Linked DNA regions of Homo sapiens: region 2 is linked to region 1. A link is a contact called in ENCODE Hi-C or POLR2A ChIA-PET data. All regions are on one chromosome and are shown on one strand. The core of a region is the stretch at or near the end of the contact, and the rest is flanking DNA. Distances in the headings are between cores, read along the strand shown. Region 1 overlaps MAP4K3-DT (MAP4K3 divergent transcript). Region 2 has its middle 3.6 kb from the start of HAAO.

Region 1 (3,026 bases), core at 295-2,794:
GAGGCCGAGGCGGGCAGATCACCTGAGGTCAGGAGTTCCAGACCAGCCTGGCCAACATGATGAAACCCCATCTCTATTAAAAATAAGAAAATTAGCCGGGCATGGTGACATATGCCTATAATCCCAGTTACTCCAGAGGTTGAGGCAGGAGAATCACTTGAACCCAAGAAGCGGAGGTTGCAGTGAGCCGAGATCATGCCACTGCACTTCAGCCTGGGTGACAAGACTGTCTGAAAAAAAAAAGGAAAATCAGGATTTCTAAGAGATATCTCTACTCTTACGTTCATTGCAGCATTATTCATGATAGCCAAGATATGAAAACAACCTAAATGTCCATCAACAGATGAATGGATGAAGAAAATATGGTATACATATACAACAGAATATTATGCAGCCTTCAAAACAAAAGGAAATCCTGTCATTTACAACATGAATGAACCTGAAGAACATTAAGCTAAGTAAACTAAGCGAGACACAGAAAAACAAATACTGTGTTGATTTCACTTATATGTAAAAACTAAAGTAGTCAAACTTAGAACAGCAGAGAGTGGAATGTTGGTTGCCATGAGCTGGAGGGATAGAGGAATGGGGAGATATTGGAAAAGGGTTACAGAGTTTCAGTTATCCAAATGAATGAATTCTGGAGATGTATTCTACAACGATGTGACTACAATTAGCAACACTATATTATATACTTGAAATTTGCTAAGAGGGTGGATCTTAAGTGTTCTCACCACCAAAAAATAAAAAAGAAGGGAAAGAAAGGAAGGAAGAAAGAGAGAGAGAACAAAAGAAAATGGTAACTATGTGAGGTGATGGATATGTATATGATATATATGCATATTATATATATATGATTTGATATGGATATATGCATATATATGCATAATTGAAATATGTACATATTTAAAGTGTACGACATGATTTGATATGCATATATATGCATATATATCCATATATATGCATGGATATGGATATGGATATATATGCATGGATATATATGCATATCAAATCATCATGTTGTACACTTTAAATATGTACAATTTTCAATTGTCAATTATATCTCAATATGGGAAAAAGTCTTGTCATGAAGGAGATGCTTAATAAATAGTAGTTAATGTTATTATCTTTGATTGATTTGTCTTTGAATAAATTTCTGTGGCCTAAATGAGGAAGCATATTCAAGGCATATATCCAAATATTTGTAAGAGTAGAGGAATGTTCTTAATCCAAATTATATGCACCAGTATTGCTCACTTGAGTGGAAGGAAATTATAGAATGGAGTATTAACTTCCTAATGACTAGACAAAATTAGTTGAGTAAATTACCCAATCAGTTCAGGAGAAGAAAATAAAAACCTGATTCAAAGGGTTTTTTTCCCCTCTGTGGGTTCATTTTATTGCTGCAACCCTCTAATTTGTTTTAGTTATAAAGACATGGCCATTTCATTTTCAGTTTCACCCAGGAACTAGAACTATATTTTGAAATAGGGACAACTGGATTTAGAAAATCACTTTTGTACAACTAGAACTCATTTACAGCTAGTTATTCAAATATCCAGTGACAGCATAATAAAAATTTAGGGCCTTCTTTTAATTAAACACTCCAGTTTACAATTCCCTGGAAGTAGTAACACATATTTGGAAACTGCTCTCTTTCGTGTTTTTAAAATAGCATCTAACATTAAGACAGTAATTTATTAAGAAATAACTTGCTGATCTGAAAGTGTTGATGTGATTTCAAAATGTCTTTAGAATGCATCCAACTCGATGAGACTTATATGCATGGATTTGGAGAACAAGGAGCTTATCATAGGACTTTCATAGCCCTCTCAAAATGGCAAATGAAGATAAACTGCAGAAATAGGGACTGCATGTTGCAATCAAAAGGGAACCTGCCCACAGACTGAAACAAACTTGGAAAACAAATGAACGGAAGATTAAACAGTGAAGTCTAAGTACTATCACTTCTTCCCCTATGATTAAAGCCTGACAGGCACCATGAGTCAAACTGTAAATATATACTAGTTATCATAGACCTCACTGGGTTTATGCGTCAGTAAACCACAGCTGCCTCTAATTTACCATTGAAACATGTTTTAGGGAAATGAAACTAGCCACCACCTCCTTTCATGCATGTGATATACTATTCATAACCAAGCCCTAATGACAGAAGAGAGCATTCTTAAAATAGTCTAATGGCTTTTTTGTATTCAACAATACAATCCCCCTATATTTTTTATACCTAACTCACCACATATTCAAGAATTTTCCATCATGTGCTTAACTTTAAATTTTTAAATGGTTTTCTTCACCTGAGCTGGCAGCTTTACTATTGCACTAGTCCAAACATATAGATGGGAGCGTCCTTAAATATGCAGCAAGACACACGTGATATAAATAGGAGGAATCATAGTATAGGACCACCTAATAATAATAAAGCCAATGTTTACTTAGTGCTTACTATTTACCTAACATTGTGCTAAGCACTTTTGAAGAATTATTTTGTTTAATCAGCAATTCCAACAAGACAAAATTCCAGTGTCCCAGATGATAAGACTAGCGAAACTTAAAAATCCTAATGTTAAAAAATTAAACCGCTAAGTGAAAATTAGTTTTTCATGGGTGATTTCTTGGCAATTTATAAAATTTAAGTTTTCCTAAAATTAACTGTAAACTGATACATATTAATCATACATAGCAAATGTCTACAGTCAAATTTTAAGCTATTTCTCTGCTTTATTAGCCATTTATATCAGCTTTTATACGAAACTTCCTTTTCATAGGTGCAATTGAAGACAAAGGATCAAAGCTTTTTCACTGGGCACGGTGGCTCATGCCTGTAATCCCAGCACTTTGGGAGGCCGAGGCGGGCAGATCACGAGGTCAGGAGATCGAGGCCATCCTGGCTAACATGGTGAAACCCTGTCTCTACTAAAAATACAAAAAATTAGCCAGGCGTGGTGGTGCACACCTGTAGTCCCAGCCACTCAGGAGGCTGAGGCAGGAGAATGGCGTGAACCCAG
Region 2 (2,940 bases), core at 410-2,909, 3.3 Mb before region 1:
TAGCTGCTGCTTGTCAGACCTTCCTCAAGGTCAATGACTACCTGCAGATAGAAATAATCTAGGCTTTGGAAGAACTTGCTGCCAAAGAGAAAGCTAATGAGGATGCTGTGCCAGTGTGTTTGGCTGCAGATTTCCCCAGTGCTGGCATGGGGTCATCCGGTGATGGACAAGAAGATGAACTGGACATAAAGAGTAGAGCAGCATACAACGTAACTTTGCTGAATTCATGGATCCTCCGAAAATCCCACACCTGAAAGAGAAACCTTATTTTGGCATGCGGAAAATGGCAGTGCGCTGGCATCATGCTGAAAATCTGGTGGACAGGCCCCAAAGAGGAAAGTGAGGACGACTCTCATCTTGAAGGCAGAGATCTTGATACTTGGCATGTTGGTGTTAAGATCTCATGGGATGTAAAGACACCTGGTTTGGCAACACCCCAAGGAGACTGCTATTTCATGCTTGGTAATCTTTGGAGAACCAAAATTATATTGCTACTCTAGCATCTAAATTTAGATTATTGGGTATATATTTTGAATATGTCTTATAAAGTAAACTTCTGGAGCATTTGATATTAATAGTGAAACTTCTTTACAAGAACATGTAACTAGGTTTTTCTTTTTTGAGATACTACTAAATTTTAAAAAGTTGCTTTTCTTTTTATTCTAAGTAGTTGTGGAGTTCCTCAAATATGCTAAACAATTTTCAGAATTATTCATGAAAGCTATTAAAGCATCCAAGTCAACTTATTAGTATAACTTGAAAAAATGCTTCCCTGTCTATATGCGTTTTTAGTAGTGAGAGAGTTTTGTCTAGTTTTGAATTTAGTTCTTCTCAGGAACAGCTGACCTGACAATGGGGCCTTTCTCTCAACTTGTCATTTAGTTCTTTCGGAAGAAATATCTCAGCTGTGGTTAGGCTAACTTAAGCTGTAGAGTTTGTGGGGCTTTTTTTTTTTTTCTTCCTGCTGTAAGTTTTTATTTTGTTTTTGGACTTTCTACTTGTTTTCCAATACGCAATGTGCAAACAGTATCCTTTTTTACTCAAAGCTTCTCGGGGCTTATTCTTTACTTGGCTCTAGTTCCTGATTCTTGGGGGTTTACCTCACTCTTGTCTACCTGGAGAAATCTACTCATATGTTAGTTTTGGAGCCCGGAAGAACCAGGGCTGACACTCAGTGTTTATAATAAGAGTTAATTCCCAATTTGGTATTTGTAGAGAGTCCACTGTGTTCCAAGTACTGTGTAAGGTTCCGGAGGAGATATCGGAGGTGGATAAATATTGGTCCTTGCCTTTGGGGAATTCAGAGTACCGAATAGCTCTTTAGGCCATTCTCTCATTAAGTATTTTCCAAATTTCAGCTCTTTGCACATCAGCTTCAAGGTTTTCGTCATATCCATGTACTACTTGTATAATTATTTACATACTATTTCTGCCTAGATAAACTAACCTTTTTTATCTTAGAAAAAACTGAATGGCTTAAAGTAACAAGTAAGACAGCTGGGCAAGTCTCTGCATGTCTCCCCTGGGTTCACTCATGCAGCTACAGTCATCTCAGATGGTCTTACACAGCTGGTGCAGGCTGTTGGCCAGCCTCACCCTCCACATTGTCTCTCATCCTCCAGGACACTAACCCAGGCTTCTACACATGGTGGGAGCAGCGTTCCAGGTGATGAGATCAGCAGCTGGGAGACCTGGTGAGGACTAGACTCAGATGTCCCATAGCATTAGTTCTGCTGCCTTCTGTATTCACAAGTCACAATGCCAAACATGATTCAACGAATAAGGAAATGGACTTCACCTCTTATTAGAACAGAGGCAAAGTCACAAGGCGTATGGATTCAGGAAGGGAAGGAGTTATTGTGTCATCTTTTTGATCAACTTACCATATCTGGAAAACACTAGCACAAAGTGGGTGTAGGAATATTAATATCAAAGTTGAAGTCAAGGTGAAAAGAAACTAAGAGGAAATATTTCTTAGAGATAAAAGAAACACTACAAGAAGAAGATAAAATAGTCATGAGCATGTTTTCGTCTAATGACATACATTCAGAATATGTAAAGCAAAAGCTGTTAAAGAATAAGGAGAGGCTGGGCACACTGGCTCGCAGCTGTAATCCCAGCACTTTGTGATTACAGCACTTTGTGAGCCCAGGAGTTCAAGACCAGCCTGGACAACATGGGGAAACCCCATCTCTACAAAAAAAATACAAAAAGCCAGGCGTGGTGGTGTGAGCCTGTAGTCCCAGCTACAGTGAGGACAGGCAGGAGGATCACATGAGCCCGGAGAGATTGAGGCTAAGATCGCACCACTGCACTCCAGCCTAGGCACAGAGTGAGAACCGGTCTCAAAAAAAAAAAAAAAAAAAAAAAGGAAAAATTGACCCCAAAAATCACAGTGTTAGATTTTAACATATCTCTCTTGGAAAATAAAATATTAAGCACTTTAAAAAATAAAGATCAAGACTATTTGACTAACACAATAGCATGACCTAATAGAAATATTCTGAACTACGTTCTAAGCAGAGTATACACATTCACAAAAATTGACCATAAGCTAAACTGCAAAGGAAATCTTAACACATCTCCCCACCCAAAAATAATACAACACGGACCATCTTCTCTCACCACAATGCAATACAATTAGAAATGAAAAACAAAACGATAGCCAAACAAAAAACAAACCAGTGTATGTCTAGAAACTTTTAAACAGACTTGTAAATAACTCAAGTTAAAGGGGTAGCAGGACCAGAACCTAGACTTCCAAATAACCAGTGTAGTTCATGATCTAGTCCTTTTGTTCATATAAAGCTATTTGTTTTAAAATAGTTGCTGAATTACATGAAAGGGTGAGAAAGTGGGAGAGACAGAAAGGCAGAGACAAAACAAGGTGGGCTGGGAAAGGGATTCACTGGAGCAACGAGTTCAGTGTATGGAAGAATT

Evidence for each region. A loop is a pair of places that touch in the nucleus more often than their neighbours do. ChIA-PET counts read pairs that join two places held with the same protein, here RNA polymerase II (POLR2A). Pooled maps may share reads with other maps.
Region 2: a loop to region 1 is called in a pooled map, with 14 times the contacts of the local background. The contact joins two enhancer-like sites. A Hi-C loop is called at or near these places in 2 of 37 single-sample maps with no recorded cell type and 3 of 50 pooled maps. POLR2A ChIA-PET finds 5 or more read pairs at or near these places in 1 of 52 experiments (B cell).

The regions. Positions count from the first base shown.
Region 1 is chr2:39,491,314-39,494,339 of GRCh38, reverse strand. The region is part of intron 3 of MAP4K3-DT (MAP4K3 divergent transcript); the gene reads right to left. Among named protein-coding and RNA genes, the nearest start is that of MAP4K3-DT, 55 kb to the right of the region's middle. Within about 2 kb of position 1,544, at least 6 of the 41 ENCODE cell types and tissues checked have a DNase peak (open chromatin) inside an H3K27ac peak, as active enhancers do; they include B cell, where a contact is called at or near this core.
Region 2 is chr2:42,794,755-42,797,694 of GRCh38, reverse strand. It overlaps the pseudogene FTOP1. Among named protein-coding and RNA genes, the nearest start is that of HAAO, 3.6 kb to the right of the region's middle. RefSeq lists enhancers at 1,234-1,603, 2,118-2,167. Within about 2 kb of position 1,659, at least 8 of the 41 ENCODE cell types and tissues checked have a DNase peak (open chromatin) inside an H3K27ac peak, as active enhancers do; they include B cell, where a contact is called at or near this core.